Regions from separate parts of the Homo sapiens genome. Here regions 1, 2, 3, 4 and 6 are each linked to region 5. Evidence: chromatin contacts called from ENCODE Hi-C or POLR2A ChIA-PET data. All regions are on one chromosome and are shown on one strand. The core of a region is the stretch at or near the end of the contact, and the rest is flanking DNA. Distances in the headings are between cores, read along the strand shown. Region 1 holds the start of USP40 (ubiquitin specific peptidase 40). Region 2 holds the start of LINC00471 (long intergenic non-protein coding RNA 471). Region 3 holds the start of NCL (nucleolin). Region 4 holds the start of PSMD1 (proteasome 26S subunit, non-ATPase 1). Region 5 holds the start of TIGD1 (tigger transposable element derived 1). Region 6 holds the start of HJURP (Holliday junction recognition protein).

What was found. A loop is a pair of places that touch in the nucleus more often than their neighbours do. ChIA-PET counts read pairs that join two places held with the same protein, here RNA polymerase II (POLR2A). Pooled maps may share reads with other maps.
Region 1: a pooled map shows a loop between it and region 5 (7-fold over the local background). The contact joins the promoter of USP40 here to the promoter of TIGD1 in region 5. A Hi-C loop is called at or near these places in 1 of 37 single-sample maps with no recorded cell type and 6 of 50 pooled maps. POLR2A ChIA-PET finds 5 or more read pairs at or near these places in 1 of 52 experiments (activated naive CD4-positive, alpha-beta T cell).
Region 2: a loop to region 5 is called in a map of CD8-positive, alpha-beta T cell, with 7 times the contacts of the local background. The contact joins the promoter of LINC00471 here to the promoter of TIGD1 in region 5. A Hi-C loop is called at or near these places in 2 of 168 maps with a recorded cell type or tissue (CD4-positive, alpha-beta memory T cell and CD8-positive, alpha-beta T cell) and 8 of 50 pooled maps.
Region 3: a map of CD14-positive monocyte shows a loop between it and region 5 (7-fold over the local background). The contact joins the promoter of NCL here to the promoter of TIGD1 in region 5. A Hi-C loop is called at or near these places in 2 of 168 maps with a recorded cell type or tissue (CD14-positive monocyte and naive thymus-derived CD4-positive, alpha-beta T cell) and 12 of 50 pooled maps. POLR2A ChIA-PET finds 5 or more read pairs at or near these places in 3 of 52 experiments (CD4-positive, alpha-beta T cell, MCF 10A and activated T-cell).
Region 4: a map of B cell shows a loop between it and region 5 (8-fold over the local background). The contact joins the promoter of PSMD1 here to the promoter of TIGD1 in region 5. A Hi-C loop is called at or near these places in 2 of 168 maps with a recorded cell type or tissue (B cell and naive thymus-derived CD4-positive, alpha-beta T cell) and 10 of 50 pooled maps.
Region 6: a loop to region 5 is called in a pooled map, with 13 times the contacts of the local background. The contact joins the promoter of HJURP here to the promoter of TIGD1 in region 5. A Hi-C loop is called at or near these places in 2 of 37 single-sample maps with no recorded cell type and 10 of 50 pooled maps.

The regions. Positions count from the first base shown.
Region 1 is chr2:233,563,137-233,568,052 of GRCh38, reverse strand. It overlaps USP40 (ubiquitin specific peptidase 40), which reads left to right and starts at 1,271. Exons shown (of 32, transcript NM_001365479.2): 1 at 1,271-1,369; 2 at 2,480-2,697. The coding sequence starts at 2,499.
Region 2 is chr2:231,512,821-231,517,614 of GRCh38, reverse strand. It overlaps LINC00471 (long intergenic non-protein coding RNA 471), which reads left to right and starts at 3,238. Exons shown (of 5, transcript NR_199863.1): 1 at 3,238-3,518; 2 at 3,983-4,088. RefSeq lists a silencer at 3,006-3,225 and enhancers at 3,336-3,515, 3,086-3,895.
Region 3 is chr2:231,461,176-231,466,046 of GRCh38, reverse strand. NCL (nucleolin) reads left to right here and starts at 1,563. Exons shown (of 14, transcript NM_005381.3): 1 at 1,563-1,711; 2 at 2,731-2,847; 3 at 4,030-4,507. The coding sequence starts at 1,694. RefSeq lists enhancers at 1,009-1,108, 1,619-1,808, 1,154-1,823, 1,869-1,918, 1,824-2,495 and silencers at 1,239-1,588, 1,935-2,304.
Region 4 is chr2:231,054,620-231,059,540 of GRCh38, reverse strand. PSMD1 (proteasome 26S subunit, non-ATPase 1) reads right to left here and starts at 2,674. Exons shown (of 25, transcript NM_002807.4): 1 at 2,500-2,674. The coding sequence starts at 2,515. It overlaps LOC112268432 (a long non-coding RNA gene), which reads left to right and starts at 1,795. Exons shown (of 2, transcript XR_002959456.2): 1 at 1,795-2,204. RefSeq lists a silencer at 2,584-2,773.
Region 5 is chr2:232,547,132-232,551,823 of GRCh38, reverse strand. TIGD1 (tigger transposable element derived 1) reads left to right here and starts at 1,267. Exons shown (of 1, transcript NM_145702.4): 1 at 1,267-4,692. The coding sequence starts at 1,942. The coding sequence ends at 3,717. EIF4E2 (eukaryotic translation initiation factor 4E family member 2) reads right to left here and starts at 1,135. Exons shown (of 7, transcript NM_004846.4): 1 at 1,080-1,135. The coding sequence starts at 1,099. MIR5001 (microRNA 5001) reads left to right here and starts at 1,251; the gene lies at 1,251-1,350. It overlaps CHRNG (cholinergic receptor nicotinic gamma subunit), which reads right to left. Exons shown (of 12, transcript NM_005199.5): 12 at 3,709-4,692. RefSeq lists a silencer at 755-1,124.
Region 6 is chr2:233,852,084-233,857,224 of GRCh38, reverse strand. It overlaps HJURP (Holliday junction recognition protein), which reads left to right and starts at 2,690. Exons shown (of 9, transcript NM_018410.5): 1 at 2,690-2,841; 2 at 3,315-3,381; 3 at 4,605-4,660. The coding sequence starts at 2,725. RefSeq lists a silencer at 2,489-2,748 and an enhancer at 1,816-2,808.

The sequences.
Region 1 (4,916 bases), core at 22-2,521, 1.0 Mb before region 5:
ACTATAATCTTATATAAGGTTATATAACTATAATCTTATATAAGGTTATATAACTATAATCTTATATAAGGTTATATAACTATAATCTTATATAAGGTTATATAACTATAATCTTATATAAGGTTATATAACTATAATCTTATATAAGGTTATATAACTATAATCTTATATAAGGTTATATAACTATAATCTTATATAAGGTTATATAACTATAATCTTATATAAGGTTATATAACTATAATCTTATATAAGGTTATATAACTAATCTTATATAAGGTTATATAACTATAATCTTATATAAGGTTATATAACTATAATCTTATATAAGGTTATATAACTATAATCTTATATAAGGTTATATAGCTATAATCTTATATAAGGTTATATAGCTATAATCTTATATAAGGTTATATAGCTATAATCTTATATAAGGTTATATAGCTATAATCTTATATAAGGTTATATAGCTATAATCTTATATAAGGTTATATAGCTATAATCTTATATAAGGTTATATAGCTATAATCTTATATAAGGTTATATAGCTATAATCTTATATAAGGTTATATAGCTATAATCTTATATAAGGTTATATAGCTATAATCTTATATAAGGTTATATAGCTATAATCTTATATAAGGTTATATAGCTATAATCTTATATAAGGTTATATAGCTATAATCTTATATAAGGTTATATAGCTATAATCTTATATAAGGTTATATAGCTATAATATAGCTATACTCTTATATAAGATCATATAGCTATACTCTTATATAAGATCATATAGCTATACTCTTATATAAGATCATATAGCTATAATCTTATATAAGATCATATAGCTATAATCTTATATAAGATCATATAGCTATAATCTTATATAAGATCATATAGCTATAATCTTATATAAGATCATATAGCTATAATCTTATATAAGATCATATAGCTATAATCTTATATAAGGATCATATAGCTATAATCTTATATAAGATCATATAGCTATAATCTTATATAAGATCATATAGCTATAATCTTATATAAGATCATATAGCTATAATCTTATAAATGTGAACGAATGAGTGGTCCGCTGGCCGAGTGGACCCGCGAACTCACCAGCGGACTTGTAAGCGAGCTCACCTTGCCCGCTCCCGCTCCCGCTCCAGTTCCCAAACTCTTGGAGCAGAAGAGTTACATTTCCCATAAGGCCCCGTGCGAGGGGCCGGCGCTCCAGCGGGGCATCCTGGGAAGCATAGTCCACGATCCATAAATCACTTTCTGGAGACCCGCCCTCGCCAACATGGCGGCGCCCAGTTGGGGCGGGTTCGTTCGCTTCGCGTTTTGGCCAGGGCGGGGGTCTGGGCTTTAGGCAGTAAGTGCGGCTGGCGCCCGGGGATCCTGGGAGGGACGTGGGAAGCGTAGGGACAGTGTTGGTGGCCCAGTCTGAGGAGGGCGAGGCGAGAGGCTGCCCAGGCCTGCCTGAGGACGCGGCGCTCTCCTGGAGTCGGGGCAGTGGTTTCGGGCCACGGGGACCTCTGCCTTTTTGCGCCCCTGGGCCTGTGGTGGCTTGGAGGGCCTCGGCCGGCCGTAGGAGTTGGGAATTCAGGAATGCAGACAACGAGCTCGAGGCTAGACTCTCGAGTTGTGTTTTTTTAGTTTTCTTCTGAGGAAAAGAAAAATAATTGCATTTCAGCGCTTCCTGTCATTTGGTACCTATGCTAGGCGCTTTACGTTTCTCATCTCCAAGTGACCCTCCGCCACACTCGATGTGAAACCTTGGGGAAGTCACCTAGGCCCCCAGGGCTAACGATGGGATTAGTGGATACATACTGGAAGGCCTTTAGGCTTGATAATTTTAGTGGCAGTCTTCCCCGCCCTCCGCTCCCCTTCCCCCCTCCCTCCCCAGTGAACTGACTTCCGGCCCAACAGCTTCGGGACTGTACTAAAGTGCTCTAAAAAAAGTTAACTTGATCTGTTTAATTTAAATGTCATAATCTGGTATATAGTACTGAAGGGTGTGACAAGCAGAGATTTTAGAGAGTTGATTCTCAGAATTTAGGGTTGGCTTTGCCGTCCCAGCAGTGGATTAGTTGTGGCAACAGGTTTTCTTTTTTAAAAAAATTAGTGATGTGAACGTGCCTTTTTAAAAACAGCTGTTACTTATTGTGGGCCAAACCCTGTACACTAACTGCCCTTCTTTCGTTATGTCATTGGATAGTTTAAATGACCCGAAGAGACAGATGGTATCCTATTTTACACATAAGAAAACAGATTAACATATCCAGGGTCACACAGGTAGTTAGGGTCCTGATAGGGATGAAAAAAATCTAGATCTTGCTGCCTCCAAAACCCAACTACTGTACATAGAAACAGTAGTCCTGTGTTCTAAGAAACAACAGAATCGACTCCCAAGTGTAAGGTAGGGGGATTTGGGGAAAATTTATTTTAAAAATAAAAGCATTTATATGTCACTTTTTTTAAGGGTAGTATTTAGTTTCACAATGTTTGGGGACCTGTTTGAAGAGGAGTATTCCACTGTGTCTAATAATCAGTATGGAAAAGGGAAGAAATTAAAGACTAAAGCTTTGGAGCCACCTGCTCCTAGAGAATTCACCAATTTAAGCGGAATCAGAAATCAGGGTGGAACCTGTTACCTCAATTCCCTTCTTCAGACTCTTCATTTCACACCTGAATTCAGAGGTATGCTATGTTACGTACATTTAACTAGCAATATGTACCATCTTCTTTACATGTAATTAATTATGCAAAATCACAAATAGACCAATTATCTTAAAGATATATTCTACAGTATGTGTTTATTGTTGCACATATAAGATATAAATTGGTAATTCCCTCTGCAGAGAAATGTGAAGCTTAATCTTAAATATATCCTGGGTGATGACAATAATGTTTAGTAAAAAAATAAAGCAATATATTTCTTTTTTAATTCCTGTAATTTAAAGTACAACGTAAAGACAATTGTCATAAGTATCAGTCTTCATTATTGTTACACTGTTTGAGTTTTAAGATTTCTCTAGAATAACAAACACTTAAGCCAGAGTTATCCAACCAATTATATCTACCTTTTGGAGTGGGGAAGGGTGTCATATTATTTATATGGGTGCACAGTTGTTCATACGCATTTCTGAAATCTGGAAAGCTCACACCCTCATCTGATCTCACCTGAGCTTGTTTGGCTTCAGAACCAGACCTGGTGTGAGGCTATTTACAGTTTTTAGTTATCTCATGTGGGTGAATGTTCATACATTCATTACAGGAATATTAATCTGCTTGATTAATGGAAGCTGGCCCAGACCCTGCTGGGAATGTAACATTTTATATATATATAAAAAACACTTTTTTCATATTATCTTTATAAACTCTGGAAATTCTGAATTCCAAAGACCCAGAGATTTTAGGTAAGGGATTGTGTGCAAGAAACAGACCCACCACCCAAATTAGCTAAATTTAAAAGGGGGGTTATTGTAAGAATATAGGGGATCTCAGAAATCAACTGCAGGAAGCCAGCCTGACCTTACTGGACCCTTGATTTCTTGCCCCTGTTTCTCTCTATATATTTCTCCCATACCCCATCTCTGCAAACCAGCTTCCTCCACAAGGGTCCTAGGAGCTGTGTTCCCGTGAGCTCAGTGTGAACATTACTTTGCCTTCACCTGGCCCTGACTGGGGTCCCCAGCACTACATGGCTTTGTAGCTCAGCTCTCCACAGTGTCTCCATATTAGGAGGACAGACAGCCTGACTCATCCTATCTGGTTTGCCATGTTCCTCTTCCCTACTGCCACCACATTTATCAAATCTTTGTGGTTCTTCTGTTGCTTCTAAGCTTAGAAAGACTTGCTGCCTCCAGAGATTTAGTAAATATTTACCGCTGTTACCTTCCTAGGAGCAATTTAATGGGTTGGATTGCATGTGGGATTTAAGTGGTACCTCTTAGCCTTGACTCGATCCCCTCCATAAAAATATCTCCCTGATGCAATCAGTAATTCCACCAGTAAAAATTGCCAGCACTAATAAGTACATTTCTAATAGGGATAACACTTTTCCAGGTTTTAATATAGTTGAAGTTAAAGGACAACTCGAAGTAGAAACGTAGCCTCAAAGGGACTGAGGAAGATGGTGAAGTGTAGGGCGGGTCATGGAGCGTACCATTAGGCAAGAGTAGTACTGAGAGTCCCAGGCCAACTTCCTCTCCAGCAGAGGGGATTGCTGGCCAAGCATATGATTTGACATCTTAGTGCACAATGTGCACTGCTTGTATAGCTTAGCCTGAATCCTGATGGTGACTGACAGGGAGGTATAATTTGGAAAGAATAAGGACTGTCAGAGAACTGGCGGGGGAAATTTTGGAATAGTATTTTAAATAATAGGGCTACATTGGGTTCCATTGTACTCCATTACAATGTAGCTGAGAGTACTGGGAGATTATTATAAAAGTTTTTGTATGGTTTTATGCTTTAACTTGTAGATTTGTAGTTCATTTTTGCCGAGTCCCAGCACTTAGAAAGAATATAACATTCATTAACAGTAAGCACTAGGGTAGCAATAGTTTTTCAATAGGGAGACACATTTATCCCATTCCTTGTATCCCTAGAGTATATCAGAGTTTCCCAGTAAGAGTTCCTACCTAGGCTCGGATACAGACTTCTCAAAAGATTCAGGTATGCCCCATTGGGTGGCACATCACCTAGATGTTGGGTGATAAAGAAATTCTGGAGACTCGCATGGGGTTGCCAACTTCTTTTTCCAGATAAGACCACTGCCATCTGTTATTACCTTCAACACGGAAAAGACATTTTCACACCAAAAAAAAGGGCATCTCAGAGTAAAAGAGGATCCTTCCCACGAAAGGATGTTTGTTAGCCTTACATGTGGCAGGAAAACTGCAACACTACTGTAT
Region 2 (4,794 bases), core at 1,989-4,488, 1.0 Mb after region 5:
AAAACACTGATGAAGGAATATGGTAAAGAACCACAAGATTGTCAACCAAGTCCAGATTAGAGACAATTCTACAGGACAACTGACAGTTTCTCCAACAAATAAAAGGCATTTTTAAAGGGGAGGTTCTCGATTATAGGTTTTCAAAAGATTTAACGGCCAGGCGTGGTGGCTCATGCCTGTAATCCCAGCACTTTGGGAGGCTAAGGTGGGAGGATCACTTGGGCCCAGGAGTTTGAGACCAGCCTGGGTAACAGAAGGCAATCTCTTCTCTACAAAAAATGAAAAATAAAGAAACTTGGCGTGGTGTGGTGGTGCACCAGCTACTTGGGAGGCTGAGGTGGGAGGACTGCTTGAGTCCAGGAGGTCGAAGTGAGCCACGATTCAGCCACTGCACAGCCTGGTGACAGAGGGAGACTCCAGCTCAAAATTTTTTTTTAAAAAAGAGACATATCAACTAAATGTAATGTGTAGATATTTTAAAATCCTAATTCAAAACAAACCAACAATTAAAAGACACTTTTTATTTTTGTTTTTTAAAGACAGGGTCTCACTTTGTTACCTAGGTTGGAGCACAGTGGTGGGATCACTGTAGTCTCAACCTCCTGGTGGGCTCAAGTGATCCTCCTGTCTCAGCCTCCTGTGTAGCTGGGACTACTGGCACACACCCAGCTAATTTTTTTTTTTTTTTTTTGGTAGAAATGAGATCTCGCTGTGTTGCCCAGGCTGGTCTCAAACTCCTGGCTTCAAGCAGGAGGATCCCTTGACCCCAGGAGTTCAAGACCAGGCTGGGCAACATGGCAAAAGTCCATCTCTACAGAAACAACAACAACACCCCCCCCAAAAAAAACCCCAAAAATTAACCAATGCATGCCTGTGGTCCCAGCTACTCAGGAGGCTGAGGCGGGAGGATTGCTTGAGCCTGGGAGGTCAAGGCTGCAGTGAGCCATGATGGCACCACTGCACTCCAGCCTGGGTGAGAGCAAGTTCTTGTCTCAAACAACAACAACAACAACAAAAAACTCCCAAAATTTGCAATAAAGATTAACGTATATGTCTCTCCAGCAGTTTGAATGCTCTCTATGTTAGACACATGCAAGTGGATTTGCTAAAGGAAGGAATGAGTATTTTTACCTTTACTAAAACTGCCAAATTTCTCTCCAAGTGTTTGTAACAATTTGCCCTTTTACCAGTTTCTCCACAATCCCCAAACACTCGTAATTTCTGTCACTCTGACAGATAAAGTATCTTATTAAGTTGCATTTCCCTAATGGTTGTATAGTTGAGCATGTCTTCATTCTTTGCCACTCAAATTTCTCCTGAAAATGGCTTTTCATATCCTTCAGCCATTTTTGTTTTTTTCTTGATTTGTATTTCATTCATATTACAATATTAAATTTGTTTTGTATATGTTACAAATATTTCTAATTTGTTCCTTATGTTTTAAACTGGTTTATAGAAACTCCTGCATCCAGCAGTTGTAAATTGTAATGTGGTCAAATCTGTCATCATTTCGTTGGTAGGGGAGAAAATATTTTCCTCTCCCATCTTAAGGGTTATGGCTGACACCCCTATAACAAGGTTAATGAGAGAAAGGCATAACAAATTTAAAGTCTTATGTGACACAGGAACCTTAAGAAACGAAGACCCCATGACCTAAAGAAAACTGTATTTTTATGCTAAGTCTGATGAAAGAAGTAGATAGTTGTGCAGAAACATGATTGGACAAAAGGGGCATCATCTAATGGTCATACATAGGGGTGGGAGGAGACTTCGGCATGGCCCGTTTGCTCAGATTCTTTCTTGCGTCTCTGCATGACACTTCTCCTCCCCAGGTATGGCACAAGACTCCTCTGGAATGAGGGTCTTACAACCTACTTCACATGAGGTAGGCCAGTGAATTCCTTTATGACCCTGCTTTATGGGAGGGAGCAGATTACTTACAGAGACCTTGCTTCTGTGGTTTTCTCAACTGCCAAGGTGCCATATTTTGGCACATTTATGGATTTTGCTTGTGACTTATCCTGTCCTTGTTATTGATTTTAATAATACTTCCTGGCAGGGAGTGGTGATTCAATTTGCTAATACTTTATTTGAACCCTGCATCTGTTCTTAAATGAAATGGGCTTTTGCCTTTTCTTCAGTTGTTCTTGATCAGATATATATAATATTTTCTTAAAATATTTGGGCTAATCTCATAAAGTTAGCTAGGTAACAAGAGTTTGGTGAGGTACCAAATCTAAAACAGGTAGGCAGATTGTTTTTTCTATTCTCATTCTTTCCCAGTTTGGGTCTTTCTGAAGCTAGGATAAGGCCAGGGCTCCTTACTCAAGATCACCCTTCCCTATCCCCTAAAAACACACACAATATCCCCAAAGTGTCACTGTTCAAGTTCCAACATGGGGCTAACTCCGAGGAGCTTGATCCTCCTACTGGGGCTACTGGTGTTAATGGCCATGAGGCCTTGTGAGAGCACATGTTCATGACAGTCCAACTCAAAAAACTACGAGAGTATTAAGTGATGGAGAATTAAACCTTAACTACCGAGCCTCAACTTCTTTAAATGAAAAATGAAACTTTTACCATCTAAGTCACACGTGTGTTTTGAGACGTCCATGATAAAATTTTGAAAAAGCACCCAGTACGCTGGGTGGCACAAACACGCAGCGGGCGAGGGCCCCTACAGCAGCGACAGCCTTAACGGAGAGACCCTCAGCTGTCGTCTCAGTGCCTCCTTCACGGCTGGAAACGGCGAGGACGCTAACATAGCCCTCACTGGGCGGGACGCGACTTAAACGGTTTAACGACCCCGAGCGCTGGGGTCCGTAACGGCGCCGACACACGCGCCCTTACGGACTGGTCGCTTTTAACGAGTGCTATTCACTTTCCGACTGCCCCTCCGCCATGGAGCGTCGCACCGCGTGACCGTCACCAACTCCTCGAACTCTGGGGCACCTCGGCCTTCTCCCGCGCCAACCTGGCGCGAAGACCTGGGACACCGCGCGCACCTGGACCAGCGAACCCAAAACCCCGCCTCCCGCGCTAGACCGCAGCAAAATGTCCGCTCCACGCGCAGGCGCAGCACGTGCGGCCCCCCCTCCACCCCGGCTCAAGACTCACGCCCCCAGGCTCCCGCACCGCCCGCCCCTCCCAGGGTCGCGGCTCAGGATTGGTTCAGGGGTTGCGCGGGCTCTGATTGGGCGAGGCGGAGTCACCAGGGCGCCGTATCTTTACGTGGCCGTCTTCCCCGCGCGCCTTGGATCTGGGGCAATAGCTGAGAGGGCGTCACCAGCGTGTCGGCGCCTGCGGTTTTCTTCGGGCTGTCCCCAGGCGTCGTGCCCGCGTCCGTCACGCGCGGTGGCTTGCAGGGGCGCACCGCGACAGCCTTAAAGGAAAACCTGTTAGGGACAAGGGCTGCTGTGGGCAGCGAGGGTTATAGACTCATGTGTGTTCTGAATTCTGGTGGGGGTAGTGATGGACGCTGACCCAGTTCACAGAATTATCTGACTGGCGAAGTAAAGGTACTTGAATTGCAGGTACTGTTTTTGGCCCTTTGTCCCCTGTATTTTGGCCCAATGTGCTTCCATTTGAGTAGTCTGTAGTGGAACTATATATATATTTTTTAAACAGTTACTTGAAAACACGTGACGGATCAGAATGAGAGGAATAGGAAGGAATTCCTGGGAATTTGTCTTTTTTTTTTTTTTTTTTTTTCTTAAGGAGTTTCCACTTATCGATTGTGGCAAAAGAAGAGGTATGGGAGACCTCACCTACAACATCAAAAATCACCTTTTGTATTTGTTTTTCTGTTCGCTGGTGTGAGTAAAAGATACCAAATGAAAATTAAAAGTTAAGATGAGGCCTAACATAAGTTTATTCCAAATGCCAGTTTACTGTTGGAAATACCAGAGACAAAACGTGCCTGGCTTGGAATGTGTGAAGGCCTTGTCATGTGCCTAATAATAATCTTGTCTATTTTGAGCAGGAAAAAAGGTCAAGGTGAACTGAAGAAAATAAGTCTTTCCCCAAAGGAGGTAGAAGATGGGGAAGATGAGATGTCAGAAGCTAAGGACAATGGCAGTAGAGATGAGGTAATTATATGTACAGAGTTGAGCAGAGTAGAATTTATTATTAATGCCAACAATTAAAATCCAGAGTAAAGCAGTTAAACTGCATTGTTTAATCTCAAAAGTTGGCCGGGCTGGGTGGCCGTCGCCTGTAATCCCAGCACTCTGGGAGGCAGAGGAGGGTGGGTCGCTTAAGCTCAGGAGTTTGAGACCAGCCTGGGCAACATCGTGAAACCCGTCTCTACTAAAAATACAGAAATTAGCCGAACGTGGTGTCTCCCACCTGTAGTCCCAGCCACTCGGGAGGCTGAGGCAGGAGAATTGCTTGAACCCGGGAGGCGGAGGTTGTAGTGAGCGTGCCACTGCACTGCAGCCTGGGAGACAGAGTCGGTCTCAAAGCAAAAAAACAAAAACAAAAACAAAAAACACAAACCTCAAAAGTGCTATTGCAAACACTTTTCAACTAGTATTACAAGTCCACACTAAACTGGATACCAAAACCTGACCAGGTCATTTTGAGAAATCACAGACCACTCTCTCTTTAATGAGCATAGATACAAAAATTCCAGAAATATTAGCAAATTGAATATCAATGTTATGCAAAGAGTAATACATCATAATGTATCGTGACCAAGTGTGGGTTATTTTGGGAATGCCAAGGTGTTCTTTGTTTGTAAAGTGATACTGGTTTTCTGGTAATACTGGTTTAAATCTCTTCATTCTTTAAATT
Region 3 (4,871 bases), core at 314-2,813, 1.1 Mb after region 5:
TTCTTTCTTTTTTTTTTTTTTGAGATGGGGTTTCGCTCTTGTTCCTCAGGCTGGAGTTCAATGACGCGATCTCGGCTCACTGCAACCTCCGCCTCCTGGGCTCAAGCGATCCTCTCACCTCAGCCTCCCGAGTAGCTGGGACTCCAGGCGAGCGCCACCATGCCCGCTAATTATTTTTTGTGTGGAGACAGGGTCGCATTATATTACCCAGGCCGGTCTCAAGTTCCTGGACTCAAGCGATCCTCCTGCATCAGCCTCCCAAAGTACTGGGATTACAGGCATGAGCCATCGCACCCGGCCTTAACAAATGCTTTTCTTTCTGAGACGGAGTCTCGCTCTGTCGCCCAGGCTGGAGTGCAGTGGGCGATCTCGGCTCACTGCAACCTCCGCCTCCCCGGTTCATGCGCCTCGGCCTCCCAAAATGCTGGGATTGCGGATCTGAGCCACCGCGCCCGGCCTGAGGTGATTTTTAACAAGTACAGCCGTAGCTGCAGATATCCTGGTTCTGTAGGAACAATGAGGTATGGATGGATCCATAGCTGGACCTATGGATGGGATGGATCCCCGGCAGGCCCTGGACGGAGGGAAATGCTCTGGTTTGCTAAGCCCGGCATCGAGTGAGACCCACCCACAAAGCTAACCGTGGAAGTCACTGGCGGCCTCCTTCGCCCTGCCGCCGGGGAACCCTGCCGGTGGCTCTCGACCTGCTCCCGGGCCATCTGGTGACACTGACTTCGCAGCCACCACCTTAATTGGCGCATTCGACCCAAATAATAACCAGGGAACCTGTGGGCGGTCAAAGGCCCGGCTCTGCGGTCGGCCCTCCCAGGCCCCTCTCCCTGCCCTGTGAGGCCAGAAAGTTACTTCTCCGAGGCCGTTCCCCATGTCGAGAAATATCTCCCGCTTGAGGTTCTGTGGGGTAGGGGAGGTTCGTGCATTTCTCACAGAAAACCTCGCACAGACCCGCGACTGCCTTTATTAACAGCTCTCAGGAGACTGCCTGCAGCCGGGGGGTGCCTCCGGCCCCATGCTCGCGGGCAAGCAGGGATAAGCTGTGCCTCCAAAAGGGCCAACGGGAACTCCGCGGTCCCTGAACTTCCGGTGCTGGCGGACTCCTCGCTCCAGGGCCACCAGGAGCCGCGGCGTGAGTGCGTGCCGGGACCGAGCGCGGGGTCTCTGAGGAACTCCAAGGCTGCCCAAGCCTACGGACCCAGCCACATTGGCGAACCGGAGACCGCCCGATTCCACCACCCCCGCGCTCCCCTCACAGCCGGCGCCAAAAACGCCAGTCCCACGACGCAGGCCGGGACCCGCGCGCCCACGGCCCAATCAGCGCGGACCTTGCACAAAGCGAGCCCCGCCCCCACGGCGCCGTTGCCAGCCCCTCCCCCTCCCGTGGCCGCCTCGGCCCGCCTACTCCCCGCCCCGCGCCGTTCACGGTTAGAGGCTCGCGATTGGCTCATGGGGACGGCCGCGAGCTTTGGTTGGTCGGCGCGGAGTCACGAGGGCGCCGTCGTCGCCTTTCCACAGGCGATTACTGGGCAGGCTCAGTCTTTCGCCTCAGTCTCGAGCTCTCGCTGGCCTTCGGGTGTACGTGCTCCGGGATCTTCAGCACCCGCGGCCGCCATCGCCGTCGCTTGGCTTCTTCTGGACTCATCTGCGCCACTTGTCCGCTTCACACTCCGCCGCCATCATGGTGAAGCTCGCGAAGGTAAACGGCCTTGAGCGCGAGCGCAGACGTGTAGGCCTGCTTTCCGAGGGGCGAGCGCGGCGCCGCGGGGAGGAGGGCCTGCGCGCAGTCCCGGGCGCGTTCTAGGGCGCCATGCTGCGGGAAGTCTCGCGCGATTAGTGGGGAGGTCTCGCGGCTTCTGGCTACTTGGTGGCGAGGTGAAGAGCTTCTGCAGGTGCTGGGGGCGGCGAACGCGGCGGGAAAGACAGAGTCACTGAGCGCGGGGAGGGGGCGCTGGGCCTCGGGGTGGAGAGATGAGACCAAACTTTTGCGACGCGTACGAGCTGGGACTCGACTCCTGACGCACGTGCCCGGGAGCGCGGCCTGCCACGTGGGCCGCGCCGCGTGGGTCCTGGAATCTCCAGAGGGACCGGGTGCCTTGGGCCGGGAAATGGCGGTATCGGCCCTAGTCGGAGTCCCGGCTGCGCTCGGATGTCTCCGCCCCGGCCTGGCAAGCCGACACGTGGTGGGCCCCGGAAGGTGGCTCTGCCGCGTGCCTTTTGCGCTGTGTTTCGGGCACGTGGTGGCCTACCAGGTACCCCCACGTGGCCGCGCCGCCTCTTTAAGGGGCGGGGTTGTCTCGCTGGGAAAGGCATAAGCTTCATGAGAAAATCAAGGTAGTCATTTTTTTAAGTGCCTTAATGATCTTCACCGTTAATTTGGATTCAGATGAGGGTGGTAGAATAAAGTACCGGGATTTGTAGTATTAAAACACGGTTGTGCTTAACTAAGGTAACGGGAGGAGAAATCATTTCCTCAGGTTGACTTTTTACCTTAGGGCAGGTTTTCTGTTGGTAAAGCCTGGGAGGAAAAATGTGGGCGGTTGAGAGTAGTCCCTCTTGCATTGCCATCAGGAGTAGTTTCTATGTTAGTTGTGGTGTTTGGCACTATGAGAAATGGATCTGAGGACGGAGATGATGGCGTATGAACACTAATGGCAAAATATGAATGGCCTGAAATGTCGAGGTGGAGGTGTAATGATCTATTTGTGTCCATTTTAGGCAGGTAAAAATCAAGGTGACCCCAAGAAAATGGCTCCTCCTCCAAAGGAGGTAGAAGAAGATAGTGAAGATGAGGAAATGTCAGAAGATGAAGAAGATGATAGCAGTGGAGAAGAGGTAATTTTATCCAACTTAATGCAGAATTATGTTAAAACTACAAAATGGAGAGTTAAGACATGAAATTGGATATCTGTGGCAAAAATAAGATTTTATTCAGGTATGTCTTATTGTAGTGGTTGAGTGTTTCACAAGCTCTTCATTGACATGTCAAGATGTCATTTGGCTAAGTATTTGAATGTGAGTGTAAGACGAGATCTGGGAATTTCTTTTACATGTTCCTCTGCAGGGCTTGGAGTGTGATTTGTTGTGTTAAATCATTACATTTTTCCAGTTTCAACATGTTAGCCTCACCCCCACATGTAGAGCTGGGCATTGTATTCAGAGCTGAGGATAACCTTACCAGATTCCTTTCCTAGCCTCCAATTAAAATTAATTGGTCTCCATTCCATTATATATAAACTTTGTAATACTACTCACTGTGTTTTATAGTTATCTCTGGTGTAGACTGAGGGCTGCCACCTCTCTTTGTGTTACCATTGACCCTCTTTAGCACTCCTGGCCTTTTATTTGCTCACTATAAAGACAGCTGAGCACTGAATTGTGCTCAGGTTTCTCGTTGAGAACTGAATGAAAGTTTTACTCTTCCACACATTGCCTGATAAAACTACGGGATTTTAATGTAGCTAAATGATGACTTTTATCAAACTACCATGCACACTCTTTGATGTGTGATAGTTTTGTAAGGAATATTTATATTTAGCCTATTCATTTTTTGTCTCAGGTCCTAAGAATTGAGCTTCACTGGGCTTGGTACCGCCACCCACTGTAGGAGCCCCAAATGATTTAATAAGTTAATGCTTGGAGCCTCCTATGTGTAAGGTTCTGAATAATTTACACATAGCAATTCATGATCCTTAAACATGTAAGGATGATACTATTACCATTTTCAGATGAGAAAGTTGGGGCTTGGGAAAGTATGAGGTGTAAGAATTCAGAGGGTCTGGTTCAGAGGTATTTTTAAGTGTTCAAAAGAGTTCCTTATGTCTGGGTATTCACCTTATGATAGGGGCTCTGACTTAAGACAACATAACAGAAGCCTGGAGTTTAACATGCTAATGTGTCTAGTGCATGTGGTCTTGAACCAGAGGCATTGCCAGAGTCTAACATCTCATTGGGACCATGGTTATCTTTTTGGGTGTGGGGCTGGACTTACTGGTTTGGTTTTCATTTATTCTCAAGGTCGTCATACCTCAGAAGAAAGGCAAGAAGGCTGCTGCAACCTCAGCAAAGAAGGTGGTCGTTTCCCCAACAAAAAAGGTTGCAGTTGCCACACCAGCCAAGAAAGCAGCTGTCACTCCAGGCAAAAAGGCAGCAGCAACACCTGCCAAGAAGACAGTTACACCAGCCAAAGCAGTTACCACACCTGGCAAGAAGGGAGCCACACCAGGCAAAGCATTGGTAGCAACTCCTGGTAAGAAGGGTGCTGCCATCCCAGCCAAGGGGGCAAAGAATGGCAAGAATGCCAAGAAGGAAGACAGTGATGAAGAGGAGGATGATGACAGTGAGGAGGATGAGGAGGATGACGAGGACGAGGATGAGGATGAAGATGAAATTGAACCAGCAGCGATGAAAGCAGCAGCTGCTGCCCCTGCCTCAGAGGATGAGGACGATGAGGATGACGAAGATGATGAGGATGACGATGACGATGAGGAAGATGGTAAGGAGTTGTCTTGGTAGTTACTGGGCTTCTGATTACAAGGTATCTTGAGATTCTGGGATCAACATATTCCTTCCACGACAACCTGGAGATGAGATTAGAATCCTTGTGGGAATTCTCTGGGTTGTTGTGGTGTGCTAGACTTAATTACCCATGAATGATTTTTGTGCCTCTTGAGAAAATTTCAATAGCACATTCTATTAGTGTTTTTTATAATGTAGGATTTTGTTTCTAAGTGATTTTTTTTTTTTTTAAATTTTTTTGAGATGGAGCTTTTGCTGTTTCCCAGGCTGGAGTGCAATGGCGCGCTATCTCGGCTCACTGCAGCCTCCATCTCCTGGGTTCAAGCAGTTCTGCCTCAGCC
Region 4 (4,921 bases), core at 1,425-3,924, 1.5 Mb after region 5:
CCACTCAATTTCACATCTCCCGCCTGGAAGCACCTCTCTCTCTCTCTCCATTCCCCTGCATAGTCAAACCTCTTGGAAAAAACTAATAGAACATGTTGACCTCTTATTCACCACTGTATGGTGATGCCTAGCAACTGCCTGGTCAATAAATGAATGAACAAACTGACTAATCCACACCAGAACCATGAGACTAGCCTGTTTAGCACCTGGGACAAATTCTAAGCCAACATGAGCCATAGGACAGAAAACAAAGTGACAAAAGATTTGGAACAGAAGTTGACAAGTAATCCAATAAACTTAAATGGCAGTAATAAATATACACTATATGATCATCACAGAATCTCAGGATAGGACCTCAAAAATTATTAGTTTTGCCACCTTAAAGAGGCTTAAAGTCTATTATATTGTCACCAAGTGCTTTTTCCGCCTCTACTTTAAAAACTCAAGGGACTGATTAATTGCTTTGACTGGCTGACTGAGCTCTTCAGTCAAGACATACTTTTGAATTTCTGCCATGCTCTCAGCAGTATTCTAGAATTGTGAAAACAAGCTTCCTGCTCAAAATTCTACCAGAGAGAGAGAGAGAGACAGTGATCAGGCAAGTAAACAAACAAGGCAATTACAGAGCTGTGGTGGAGGGAGAGTAAGCGTGTTTTAATAGAATGATCAGGGAAGGATAACATTTGAGTTGAGACAAAAGATTGAGAAGCTAAGGGAAAATCTGAGGAAGAGAAGACTAGAAAGGAACAGAATGTGCCAGGGCCCCGAGATAGGAGAGAAACTGACATATCCAAGGAACAAAAAGTCCAGTGTGATTAGGATGTATTGAGTGAAGACAGTACTACAAGACAAGGCGGGAATCAGATCATGTGGGTCCTTGGTTAAGAGTCTGGATTTTACTGTATGCCAGGGGTGTCCAACCTTTTGGCTCCCCTGGGCCACAATGGAAGAAGTATCTTGGGGCATACATAAAATACACTAACACTAATGATAGCTAATGAGCTTAAAAAAAAAAAAAAAGGTTTGTATATAATTTTCACGATGTCCGACCACCACAGTAAGAAAAAAAGTCCTCGAATTCAAAGGGTTGGACACGGCTGCTCTAAACACAATGTAAGCACTGGTGGATTGTAAGCAAAGAAGTATTATGTGATTAAAGTTTTAAAAAGCATAGTCCACAAGAAAAACGGGCTGTACGGAGGTAATGGTCGAAAACAAAGCCTTAAGGCTGATATAGTAACCCAGACAAGAGATGAAGGTGGTTTGGGCCGAGTTAGAAGAAACATTGGTAATGGATGGATTTGAAATAGAATGAGGCCTATAGGTGGCAAGAAACTGAGTGTTTATTTGATCTTTACAAAGCTCTGACTGGAAAAACTTCCTGATACTGAACTAAAATTCATCTCGCGATCACTTGTATCTCTTGGGGACAAAAAGTCTTATTTCAGGTACAAGTGACAGCTCTTCAAATGTTTGAAAGTAACTACGTCTCCCAGTATCTCCAACGATCTCCTTAACCAATCCTCATAAAAATAAAGTTTTGATCGCCTTACCATTCAGATTACTGTCTTCTGCTCACCAGTTTGTTTACAATAAAATGCTTTCTTTGTGGGTCAAACACAGAGTAAGAAAATGAGAAAAGGGTATGTAAATAGGCAACGGAAAAAAGCACCAAGGCTCTGGACAGCTATATGCAAGTCAATCTGTAACGGGGAGCTTAAGTCTCCAATTGAAACTTGATCTCTGTAACTTACTCCATTGCAAATGTCACTACGTGAATCTACCTATGCAATGGTTTGCGCGTATGAAACCTGCTCCGCAGATCCATCCATTCTTTCTTGAATGTACAGTCAACAGACTGAGCACATAACCTCGAAAGGGTATAAGTAGGCTCTCAGTATAAAGGTATCTCCAGGGCGTCTTTAGGGTCTTCGCCGAACCCAAAAGTTCTCTGGGTGTTTTGAATGAACACCCTTGGATCGGACCCAGAAATGACCCACCTCAAACCTAATTTCGGGTTTCATTCTAAGGCGAATGGAGCTCGGCCACGTCCAGAAACACTTCTGTAGCAGTTAGGCTGCCCGATCAGGGGGGTTTGCCTTACTGTTCAATGGCACAGGGGCCCATCCCACCCCGGCCCCCTGCGGGCAAGAACTGGGGCTGGACGACCTCACACGGCCAAGAATGGGAGGCACAGAAAAAAGGTAAGCCCTTCTGGGGTCAGGGGAAGGCCCAGGAAGCCCCTCGGGTCCTGGCGCTGGGGTGTGATTGGGGAGGGATGCCGAGGCGGTCGACCCGGCTCGATTCCCTCAAGCCAGAGAAGCACGCAGTGACCTGATCAGACTCCCAGCCCCCCGGCCCGGGGGTGGGCCCTGGGCAGCAAGAAGCTGCCCAGGCCGGCGTTCCGCCGGGAGGCGCCCAGTCACCGGCCCTGACTCAGCTAAAAGCCGGCGCGGCGGCGGCTCCTCCCTCCAGGCGCTGGCTACGGGCCGCACTCACCGGCCGAGGTGATCATGGCTGCGCCCCTCACTCGCCCGTCGGCTCGCTCGCCGTTCCAGCTGCGCAGTGTATCTGTCAGCTCAGGGGCCGCTCAGTTCACCGCGCCTCCTTGCTCCCCGGGTGCGCTGCTCAGTCAGTCGCCTCCTCAGGCCGCCGGCTCGCTTCTCGCCAGGACCCCGCCCGCCCAGGGGCTGCCCGCCACCCCGCCTGCCGCCCGGCGCGAATTCTCCCCTGGCCTGCGTCTTCTGCGCGGCGGTATACTCCCCAGCCCTCGCGGAAGGGTACACAGAGAACACCATTGTTTTCTCTAAACCTCCTCGAGGTCAGGAGTCCCGCGCAACGGAACACTGGTCTGCACCTGAGGTCAGGCATTAGAATGGCCAGCCCTGCAAAGAGAGGACCCCCACCATCACCCGCCATTGCTGAGAGAAAGGGTGTTGAGGGGAGGTGCGAGCATTGCGCGCAGTGCCACCTACTGGTGGGAGGTCTCGCTGCAACACATCTCCCACCAGATAATGCTTAGGGAATTGGGGCTGCCGCAAACAGCGTTTTTTTTTGTTTTTTGTTTTTTTTCCCAGAAAAGTGGCTTTCAATTGTTTTCTAAAGCAAAACCTATCATAAAAAAAAGAAAATCCCCATAGAAGTGCTTTATTATCATAATGAATCCACAAGTAATCATTGGCTTATTATAAAGTTGAACAATGAAGGTTTTTACTTACTTTTGGAAAAATGTCCAGTGTTGTCAATATATTAAAATGTGCAGTAGTTATATGGCGAAAGCCTTTCCAAGGGAGAAAAAATGTCTTCCATTCTTTCCTTCTATCTGCCCAGGTCCTCTTTCCCCCGACGGCAGTGGGTTCTTCGTTTCTAATACATCTTCAGAAATTTGAAATGGCAGTTGCAATGGCCATTTGCAGTCTTATGCTAGCTTCAAGAAGTCAATTTATTTCAAGAGTCAGTACTGAGAAAGTCTTGACAAGGAATAGGGCAAACGGTAGCATTTTTTTCAGCCACCGGCCTTGCACTATCAAGCTAAACTCTTCAATCGCACAGCGATGGCGAGTTCATTTCTACGGCCTTCTACGTAACCTAGGGGCACAATCAATGTCTTGTGGTTGCCAGTGAATTAAATGTGCTTGATAACACATTTTGTTGTATCTGTGACTTTTTTTGTTTAAATTAGAATTCTTAAACTGTGGTTGTTTAAAATATATTAAATATAATTATTGAACATTTTTGAAGAGCCTGTGGCTCAGATTGAAAGGCAGGGCTCGAGAAGATGTGCATGCAAAGTAAACAGATTACTTGGGGTGTCATTCTACAGAGGTACTTCTTTTTTTTTTTTTTTGAGATGGAGTGTCCCTCTGCCACCCAGGCTGTAGGGCAATGGCGCGATCTCGGCTCACTGCAACCTCCGCCTCCTGGGTTCAAGCGATTCTCCTGCTCAGTCTCCCAAGTAGCTGGGACTACAGGTGTATGCCACCACACCCGGCTAATTTTTGTATTTTTAGTAGAGACAGGGTTTCACCATGTTAGCTAGGATGGTCTCGATCTCCTGACCTCATGATCCGCCCGCCTCGGCCTCCCAAAATGCTGGGATTAAAGATGTGAGTCACTGCACCTGGCTCTACAGAGGCACTTCTACCAAGCCCTCACATGAAGACAGTTGTATTCCCCAAACCCCTAGAGGAGTCACAAACAAATGCCAACAGGTAATGAAAATGAGTAAAGCAGGACCAGCGAAAGAAAATACAAGCTCCACAGGATGGTGAATGGCAACTAACAGTGTCAAGGAGGCACTAGGGGGTGGTGGGGACAGTGATGAAGAGTGAATTCCTGGCCGGGCGCGGTGGCTTACACCTGTAATCCCAGCACTTTGGGAGGCCGAGGTGGGCGGATCACCTGAGGTCAGGAGTTCGAGACCAAAGCCTGGCCAACATGATGAAACCCCGTCTCTACTAAAAACAAAAATTAGCCAGGTGTGGTGGCGGGCACTCGTAGTCCCAGCTACTCAGAAGGCTGAGGCAGAAGAATCGCTTGAACCCAGGAGGTGGAGGTTGCAGTGAGCCAAGATCACACCATTGCACTCCAGCCTGGCGACAGAGTGAGACTCCGTCTAAAAAGAAAAAAAAAAAAAGTGAGTGCCCCATCTAAAGAGAGCAACTGCTAAACAGAGCAACTGCTACTCAGTTCCTGCCAAGAATGCAGGGTGACTGTTGGAAGACATGTTTTTTCTAAGAGAAGCCAGAAATCAGAATTTCATGCAACATCTCCAGAATTTTACATGTTGGCTACTAATTCAACATGTTTTAAAACAGAGAGGTGGTCAACATGCCACCTCTGCTCTTCAAGGAGAAGTCATTCTGTATGAGAGGACAATCCTGTCTTCCACTTGGATGCTGTGTGTGTCATTGCCACAACC
Region 5 (4,692 bases), core at 18-2,517:
ATTCCCTGAATTTGCACAGTACTCTCTGTATTGGAAACACCCCAATTTCCCATCAAAAGCACCAGGTCACAACCTAAACTAATAGTAATTCCACTTTACGTTTATATCGCAATAGTTAGCAATGTTCACAAGCATCTTTAAGCATCGCTGAGTGTGATCTGACCCTTATCACACCCCGGCGTGGCAGCAGGGTCCTAGCCACTAATGTGGTTTGAGCAACAATGGCTTAGAGGCTGGGTAACTTTTCTACAGTCAAACAGATGGTAAGTGGTGAATCTGGGACTAGAAATCCAGGTTTTCGGATGAAGAGACAGTCGATTTACTAGACTACTAGAAGAGAGGAAGGAACATATTCTACCTCAAGATACAATCCTTGGAGGGGGATAAGTAAAGATACTTCTGCATTTTCTCTCTGTACCTCCAAACTGTTTGATGCTGAAACTAGAAACCGGAGCGGGCAGGAGAGGGCAACAAGTATACTTAGGTCTTGGCGAGTGTGTTGGAAGACGGGAACGGGAAGGGGAGGAGAAAGAAAGTAGGAAGAGTCTCAGGAAGATAATTCCTAAGCCAGCCTTCCACCGCGTCGAGGGCAGCAACCACATTACCTCATTGCATCCTCCAAACTCTACGACAAAGGGTGTTACCGTCCCCACTCTGCAGATGAGAAAACTGAGGCTCAGAGGGGAGAGGGAGTGTGTGGGGAAAGCTGGATTCAGAGGCAGCGCTGCCAGACTGCGGAAACACCCAAACCGCCGAGGTCCCCACCCCTCCACGTCGCAGGCAATCCGCATCCACCAGGGCGGGGCGTCCGAAAATCTCCCCCTACCGGGCGGCACAGCCACCCCTCCCCCGGGCCCAGCTCTTCGCCCTCGGTTCGGACGGCCCTGGGGTCTCCGGGACTCCGGTATCCATTGCTCCCCAGCCCCCTCCTCCCCGCCAGTCCAGGCCAGGTCCGGCCGCAGCCGGATCCCAGCAGGGAAGCCGGTGCCGCAGGGTTTGCGCCGCCCCAGCCCCAGCGGGGGCGGGCGCGGGGGAACTGTTCGGGGAAGGGGCCCCGGGGGCGGCCACGAGCCACTCACGCGTCGAACTTGTTGTTCATCCTCTCGCCGCCGCTGTCGCCACTGCCTCAGGGAGTGACTTCCGCTCCACCGGGTCCCTCAGCCTTGGGCCCGGGTACTTCCGGTTTTGCGCGGGGCGCAGCGGAACGTCGGCGCGCAGGCCCGGTTTGGAAGCGGCTATCTCGGGACGCCAGCTCAGGGCGGCTGCGCAGAGGGCTGGACTCAGCGGCGGAGCTGGCTGCTGGCCTCAGTTCTGCCTCTGTCCAGGTCCTTGTGACCCGCCCGCTCTCCTAAGGGAGCGTGTCCTGGCCCCCTCCCGCAGCGGCTCGGAAAAAAGGCAGCACCGCGTCGTTGACGGCGCGGGCTCTGGACTCGCTGCTTGGTAAAAACCTTCCTCTTCCTCCAGTGCGGGACGCACTCTCTGGTATCTCTTTTGACCTCCCGGAGGCTTTCCTTTGTCGGTCGCGGCGCCACTGTACTATGGCATACCTCGTTTTATTACGCTTCGCAGATAGGGCATTCTGAAAACAAATGGAGGGTTTGTGGCAGCCCTGAGTCCAGCAATTGTATCAGCGCCATTTTTCCAACAGCATGTGCTCACTTGGTGTCTCTGTGTTACATTTTGGTAATTCTCAAAATATTTAAAACTTTTTCATGATTTCTGTGTCTGTTATGGTGATCTATGATCAGTGATCTTTGATGTTGCTATTGTCATTGTTTTGGGGTGCCACATACAGCGTCTTTTATAAGACGTGGAACTTAATGTTGTGTGTGTTCTGACCGCTCCACCCACAGACCGTTCCCCATCTCTCTCCCTCTTCTTGGGCCTCCCTATTCCCTGAGACACAACAATATTGAGATTAGGCGAATTAATGACTCTGCAATGGCCTCTAAGTGCTCAAGTGAAAGGAAGAGTCGCACATCTCTCACTTTAAATCAAAAACTAGAAATGATTAAACTGAGTGAGGAAGGTATGTCAAAAGCCGAGATAGGCCGAAGGCTAGGCCTCCTGCGGCAAACAGTTAGCCAAGTTGTAAATGCAAAGGAAAAGTTCTTGAAGGAAGTTAAAAGTGCTACTCCAATGAACACACGAATGATAAGAAAGCGAAACAGCCTTATTGCTGATATGGAGAAGGTTTTAGTGGTCTGGATAGAAGATCAGACCAGCCGCAACATTCCCTTAAGCCAAAGCCTAATCCAGAACAAAGCCCTAACTCTCTTCAACTCTATGAAAGCTGAGAGAGGTGTGGAAGCTGCAGAAGAAAAGTTTGAAGCTAGCAGAGGTTGGTTCATGAGGTTTAAGGAAAGAAGCCATTTCCATAACATAAAAGCACAAGGTGAAGCAGCAAGTGCTGATGTAGAAGCTGCAGCAAGTTATCCAGAAGCTTTAGCTAAGATCATTGACGAAGGTGGCTACACTAAACAACAGATTTTCAATGTAGATGAAACAGCCTTCTATTGGAAGAAGATGCCATCTAGAACTTTCATAGCTAGAGAGGAGAAGTCAGTGCCTGGCTTCAAAGCTTCAAAGGACAGGCTGACTCTCTTGTTAGGGGCTAATGCAGCTGGTGACTTTAAGTTGAAGCCAATGCTTATTTACCATTCTGAAAATCCTAGGGCCCTTAAGAATTATACTAAATCTACTCTACCCGTGCTATATAAATGGAACAGCAAAGCCCGGATGACAGCACATCTGTTTACAGCGTGGTTTACTGAATATTTTAAACCCACTGTTGAGACCTACTGCTCAGAAAAGAAGATTCCTTTCAAAATATTACTGCTCATTGACAATGCCCCTAGTCATCCAAGAGCTCTGATGGAGATATACGAGGAGATTAATGTTATTTTCATGCCTGCTAACACAACATCCATTCTGCAGCCCATGGATCAAGGGGTAATTTCGACCTTCAAGTCTTATTATTTGAGAAATACATTTCATAAGGCTCTAGCTGCCATGGATAGTGATGTCTCTGATGGATCTGGGCAAAGCAAATTGAAAACCTTCTGGAAAGGATTCACCATTTTAGATGCCATTAAAAACATTCGTGATTCATGGGAGGAGGTCAAATTGTCAACATTAACAGGAGTTTGGAAGAAGTTGATTCCCACCCTCATTGATGACTATGAGGGGTTCAAGACTTCAGTGGAGGAAGTAAGTGCAGATGTGGTGGAAATAGCAAAAGAACTAGAATTAGAAGTAGAGCCTGAAGATGTAACTGAATTGCTGCAATCTCATGATAAAACTTTAACAGATGAGGAGTTGTTTCTTATGGATGCGCAAAGAAAGTGGTTTCTTGAGATGGAATCTACACCTGGTGAAGATGCTGTGAACATTGTTGAAATGACAACAAAGGATTTAGAATATTACATAAACTTAGTTGATAAAGCAGCAGCAGGGTTTGAGAGGATTGACTCCAATTTTGAAAGAAGCTCTACTGTGGGCAAAATGCTATCAAACAGCATCGCATGCTACAGAGAAATCTTTCATGAAAGGAAGAGTCAACTCATGCGAAAAGCTTCACCGATGTCTTATTTTAGGAAATTGCCACAGCCACCCCAACCTTCAGCAGCCACCACCCTGACCAGTCAGCAACCATCAACCTCGAGGCAAGACCCTCCACCAGCAAAAAGAGTACGACTCACCGAAGGCTCAGATTGATAATCAGCATTTTTTAGCAATAAAGTATTTTTAAATTTAGGTATGTATATTGTTTTATTAGACAATGCTATTGCACTCTTGCTGGTCTACAGTATAGTGTAAACATAACTTTTATATGCATTGGGAAACCAAAAACATTCATGTGACTTGCTTTCTTGTGTTGGTCTGGAACTGAACCTGCAATGTCTTTGAGGTATGCCTCGACCTACCTCCTTAGGTTGCTGTATGGATCCCATGAGACAGTAACTTATAGTAATGGCAGCTAATGTTAACATTTGAGTGTTTATTGTGTACAAGGAGCTAATCCTCTGCCCTCTGAGGCTTTCAGAGAGGTTGAGAGACTTGTGCCAGATACACAACTAGTAAGGGGCTGGTGGGAACCGGAAATGGCCCCACTGTCATCAGATTCCCTCCCTGATTGAAGTTCTCCCCCACTCTCCCTAACTCCTCTAGTTCTCTATAGCTCTGACTCTGCTCTTGCTTCAAACACACTGTGCATGCACAGACACAGACTCACACTGGAGTAAATAATACGAACTTGCTGGTGATTGAATCCCAAAGACAGCAATCCTGTGCTTGGAGGGAGGGCATATTTCCAAGGTCCCCTCCTGCCAGCATATCCTGTCGTCAGGCCTTTATGTGGCACTTTCACTTTTCTTTTTTCAGTTTTGTAATTTTTTTATTTTTTTTGAGACAGGGTCTTACTGTGTCATCAGGCTGGAGTGCAGTCACATGATCACAGCTCACTGCAGCCTAGACCTCCTGGGCTCAAGCGATCCTCCCACCTCAGCCTCCCGAGTAACTGGGACTACAGGCATGCATCACCACGCCCAGCTAAGTTTTGTATTTTTTGGTAGAGGCCGGGTGTCCCCATGTTGCCCAGGCTGGGTTCCTGGGTTCGTGGGCTCCTGAGCTCAAGCAGTCCACCCACCTTGTCCTCCCAAGGTGCTGGGATTGCAGGTGTGAGCCACCACA
Region 6 (5,141 bases), core at 1,441-3,940, 1.3 Mb before region 5:
ACTGTGAAAATCCCTGTCCCGTTCTGTTCCATTCTAATTACTGATGCATGCAGCCCCCAGTCACTTACCCCCTGCTTGCTCAATCGATCACGACCCTCTCACATGGACCTCCTTAGAGTTGTGAGCCCTTAAAAGGGACAGGAATTGCTCACTCGGGAGAGCTCGGTTGTTGGAGACGTGAGTCTTGCCGAAGCTCCCAGCTGAATAAAGCCCTTCCTTCTTTAACTCGGTGTCTGAGGGGTTTTGTCTGCGGCTTGTCCTGCTACAGCATCACATGAGAAGCATGATACAGGGTTCTTCTTTCTTTAGCTGGAGCACCACTTTAGACCATGGGATGGGGAAAGCCAGTCAGAGACGACTGGAAGACCACCAGGCCAGAACAATAAGGGTTAATGCATGGACTTTGGCTGGCTCAGAAGGAGTTTGGCTAAAGCAAGTATGTTTTGGACTTCAATTAAAGACTTGAACTTGAGATTGAGAAATCTTTCCACTGAAGCTGCCCCCAAACTCCTAGGACAGAGGCAGATGCTTGGATTGTCAGTGAAGCCAGCAAAGGAAATCTTGGAATGGTTTCCCAGGAATAGAGAATAAGCCCTGGGAGACGCCAGTTTTGAAAACTGGTACTATCGTGCTTGTTAGAGAGTCATGGTGAGGCAGGAGAATAGGGAACTGGGGTAGCAAAGGGTTGAGGCATAAGCAAAGGAACAGCAGATGCAGCCAGTTCGCATAAGCAAGAGAACAGCAGGTGCAGCCAGTTTTAAGCAAGATTGGGCAGGACATAGGCTACATCTTCACTCCCGTGATAACAAGAAAGAAGTTTCCACTTCAGCCCCTGAATGACTGCAGGCCAAGTTTCCACTTTAGGCTCTGATTGGTCACAGGCCAATCCTTCATAGGGTGTAACCAATTGGAGGCCTCTAAAGGGTACCCAGGGGTGTTGCCAAGTTCTTTTGGCTTTATAAAAACCCTAATTGAAGAGGCTCTTGAGCTGCGGGCTCCAGTCCGCTCGCACTCTGTGAATTGTCTTCAATGAATCTGTGCTTTCCTTACTCCGTTCTCCTGTTGCTTTGTTTTTCGTTGCTTCATTCCTTTGTTACTTTGTGTGTTTTGTTCAATTCTTTGTTCAACACACCAAGAACCTGGACAACTCTATCTGGTAACAATGGAAGAGTCAATCATCCAAAACTCAAAAAGAAAAAAGAAAATCTTATTCAAGGTCTCAAGTCTCTAAATGGGCCCAGTTAGATGTTTGAAAAGTAAATTATGTGTGGGAAGCACAGAGTCCAAGGAAGAGCATGTTAAGTTTCTGAACACTCCTAAGGAAGGAGGAGGAAGACACCTCGGTCTGTTTGTGAAAATTGGAAAAGGTACAAGTTAAATGTGTAGATCCTGCAACTGGAGAAGACTCAGAGAGGATGTTTATATAGGGAGGAAGGGAAGGAAAGAAACAGGATTGGTAGGTTACCCCATCCAATTCCGTGGAATTGAGAGCTCGGAAGATAAAGTGGCCCAGGGTTTTCTTCCATCAGACTGAAATGATACAGCCTTCCTGTTCCCACCTGGATCAGTCACTGGTGCTGGGCCACCCTGGGGCAGCAGGACCTTGGGTGAGGGAGTTCTCTGCAACTGAATCATCCCAGAATAGGCTGACAACTGAAGGCCCCTGCCAACTGCCCTCCTAGCAGCTGTGGCATCTTAAGGGGAATCAGGCCAGCACATCTCTGTGTCCAGCACAACGCAACACGTTTTGTGGACACACACACTACATGAGCCCTGAAGTTCTTACCCTCCACCCACTCCCACCTAAATTTCCGCAGGACATCATGATAGAATTGCCGTGCAGGCTGAAAGGAGGTGAAGAGCCCCCTCTAAGGGACCTCCTGGTGCTCAGTAATGCTTTTATTTTCAATCACATACTATGGTAATCATATCAGCACAAGCACACAAATGTGGTTAAGTGATGAAGCTGAATGAAACTTTCCTAAGATGTCAATCATAAATTCCATCAACCATACTAAAGACTGATTTATCTTGCTCTTCTCTCTGGAGAAAATATTACAAGATTAATATCAATGAAGAAGCAGAATATGCAATCAGAAATACATAGGGAAAAAGCTGGGTTAATAGAAGTATTTTCCTGGATTTTGTGATGTGTATCGCATTTGTCAGCATCTTTAAATGTGTCATTCGTTGAGACTTATTTTTTCCTTCTAGATGAATATTCGCTATCCTGCCTCCTTTTGGGTTGGTAATTTGGGGTTGTCTTTCTTAGGCCCCTGCCCTGGAAACTGCGCCGGGATCCCAGGCGGAGGGGTGAGGAAGGCGGACCTCGCCCAGCGGCGACACCCAGAGCAAGTCACGCAGAAATCTCCAGGCCGCACTTATCTCCGGTGCACAGCGCGGGAGATGACACGCATCCCACCGGATCTCGCACAGCACCGCTGATGAATAAGCACACAGCTGTTTGTACAACTACCACCGGCCGTGGCGGCCGGAGACCCTCCCTCCCTTCCGCCGGACATTGGGGCGTGGCTGGAAACTCGGGAGTGGATTGGCCGGAAGGTGGGACGCAAATTTGTTTGAAAGGCCCAATCAGTGCCCGGCTTCTCCGCTCTAGCCAATAGAAAACCGAGAGGAAGGCAGGGAGGGCGGAGTCTCCTATTTGAGTTTGTGGCGCGCGAGGCCCTGCAGTCCGGGTTGGCGCTTGGGTACTGGCTGGGTCCGATGCTGGGTACGCTGCGCGCCATGGAGGGCGAGGACGTGGAAGACGACCAGCTGCTGCAGAAGCTCAGGGCCAGTCGCCGCCGCTTCCAGAGGCGCATGCAGCGGCTGATAGAGAAGGTGCGGCCCCCGCCGGTCCGCCGGGAGGGGAGGCCTGCGTGTCGGAGTGAGGCTGGGAGGGGACGTAGGACGGGAAGGGAAGGGGCTCTGAGGACTCGGAGCGGGGGTTGGGGAAGCGGGACTGGGGCTTGGATGCGGAGAGAAGGTGGAGGCGGAGCTGGGGGCTCCGGAGAGGGAAAAAGGAGGCAGCGCCGAAGGCTTCGGTGCGGGGACGGGGAGGAAAGACTGGGGCCTCCGGAACGGGGAGTGGGGAAGCAGGCCTGGGGCTCGGGTGCAGAGAGGAGGGTTTGGTGGGGCTGGGGGTGCTCCTGAGTGGGACGAGAGAGGCGGAGTTGGGGGCTCCGCTGCAGAGACCGCGTTTGGGGCGCCCCAGGCCAGACTAACGGCCTCTCACGGGCTGGCGCCGCCTCCTCCCGGGTCTGGGGCCCCTCGTGGCCCTGGAACCTGACAGGAAGCCCCTTCCTCCTCCGCAGTACAACCAGCCCTTCGAGGACACCCCGGTGGTGCAAATGGCCACGCTGACCTACGAGACGCCACAGGGTAAGGGTCTTCCCCACCTTCTGAGTATTCGGGTGAAGAGTGTGAATGGAGTAGTTGAAATGCTGTCCCTGCTCTCTTAAGAAGTAAACATTGTTCACCTAACTAATAGGAACCAAAACATTGGTGCCCTTAAACCTGTAAATTACTTGAATTACTTATTAGAACAATTCCTGAAGAGACATAGGTGCCTCCTGGCTCACATGCCTCCGGCTTACCGGGTTGGCATCCCCGCTGGCCACCTCCCCACCATGGCAGCGTGGGGCAGTTGCTTAGCTGGACTGGTCTCAGTGTCTTCATCTGTGAAATGGGAAGGATGATGACAATAATGTCTCCTGGGCGTGGGTGTTGTAACAGTCACGTACAATCCCTATGAAACTGTGAACAGTACCCCGCCCCGCACTGTGAATACTCACATTGACTATTGTTTGCCCTGTTTAACTTGGAGTAGTAACTGTCTTCCTTGAGGCTCCAAGTACTTGAATAGGGAGGAGAAGGCATTCCGTTTAATAGTTAATGTAAACGGACTGAAATCTTGTGGATTCTTTTTGGTAAATAGCTGGTGACACTTTGCACTGGCTGGGGTCAATTCCTCCCATATAGCTTTATAACTAACTCAGTATCACTTAATGAAAACAAACCTCAGAGCAAGTTCTATGTTGCATTAAACGGACACAGAAGGTTCACAAGATCTGCTCCTTGAGTTAAAAGAAATCCTACCTTTCTGCCTTTATAGCCAATCCAGACACATCTTGGGTGAAAAGTTTACACAGGCAGAAACTAAAATATTCCAGTGGCAGGTCTGCTACCCTTTGGTCTCTGTATAACATGTAGATTGCCCTTAGAAAGCATTCATTCAGTATATGGGATGTAGAGATTGCCTGCGAAAAGTGCTTACTCCCTCTATATGGTATATAGATTGCCCTCTATATATTTTAAGGACAGTCGCTGTCATATGTTCCTTGTTTTCATTTAACTTTTTGGGCTAATGATGTAATTTGATGAGCCGTTTTCTAGTAGGTAGGAGAGATTTCCATGAATGACGAATTTGCCTTAAAAACCTGAAACTTTACAAAGAGGAACAATCGCAGGGTATCAGAAACCTGGCTTGGTTTTAATATTGTACCTTTTTTTTGCCTGTCACTTTGGCATCTGGTGAACACAGATTGAGCAGAAGTTCAGCGTTCAGGATTATGTAAATGGTCATTTTTGTTTCTTTTCTTCAGGATTGAGAATTTGGGGTGGAAGACTAATAAAGGAAAGAAACGAAGGAGAGATCCAGGTATTTAGTGTCAAATTTTATTGCCAAATAACCTTGCTGTGGAGGAGTATTCATATGAATAAAGGTGTGGGTATGCCCAACCTCTGAGCTTACGCAGAGGCCACCACGGGGCACTTTTTCTCATGATTATACTCTTTCTGTTTTTAAGGATTTAGAAGCATTTCTTCTGTAGCTTGTCAAGTGCAAGGAGTCACTGTGTAATATTTGGCCTTTTTCATCACCCTGTGTTTCCTGTGTCACAGGCTGAGGGGCTCTGATAATACATGTGCAGAGGCTGGGCCAGTTGGGTAACCCTCCCCAAGGTCACGTGCCAGCCCAGCGAGGCACTCACTTTGTTTGGGTCCTTACAGAAAATACCAAATCCAGTTCCTTCTAGGGAAGAAGAATGTCTCTCTTCCTGTTTTGAAAGGGGAGGAAGAGAGATGAGGAGAGGTGCAGCCTGGAGGATCACACATCTTTCCTTCTGCATTTTTCTACCTTC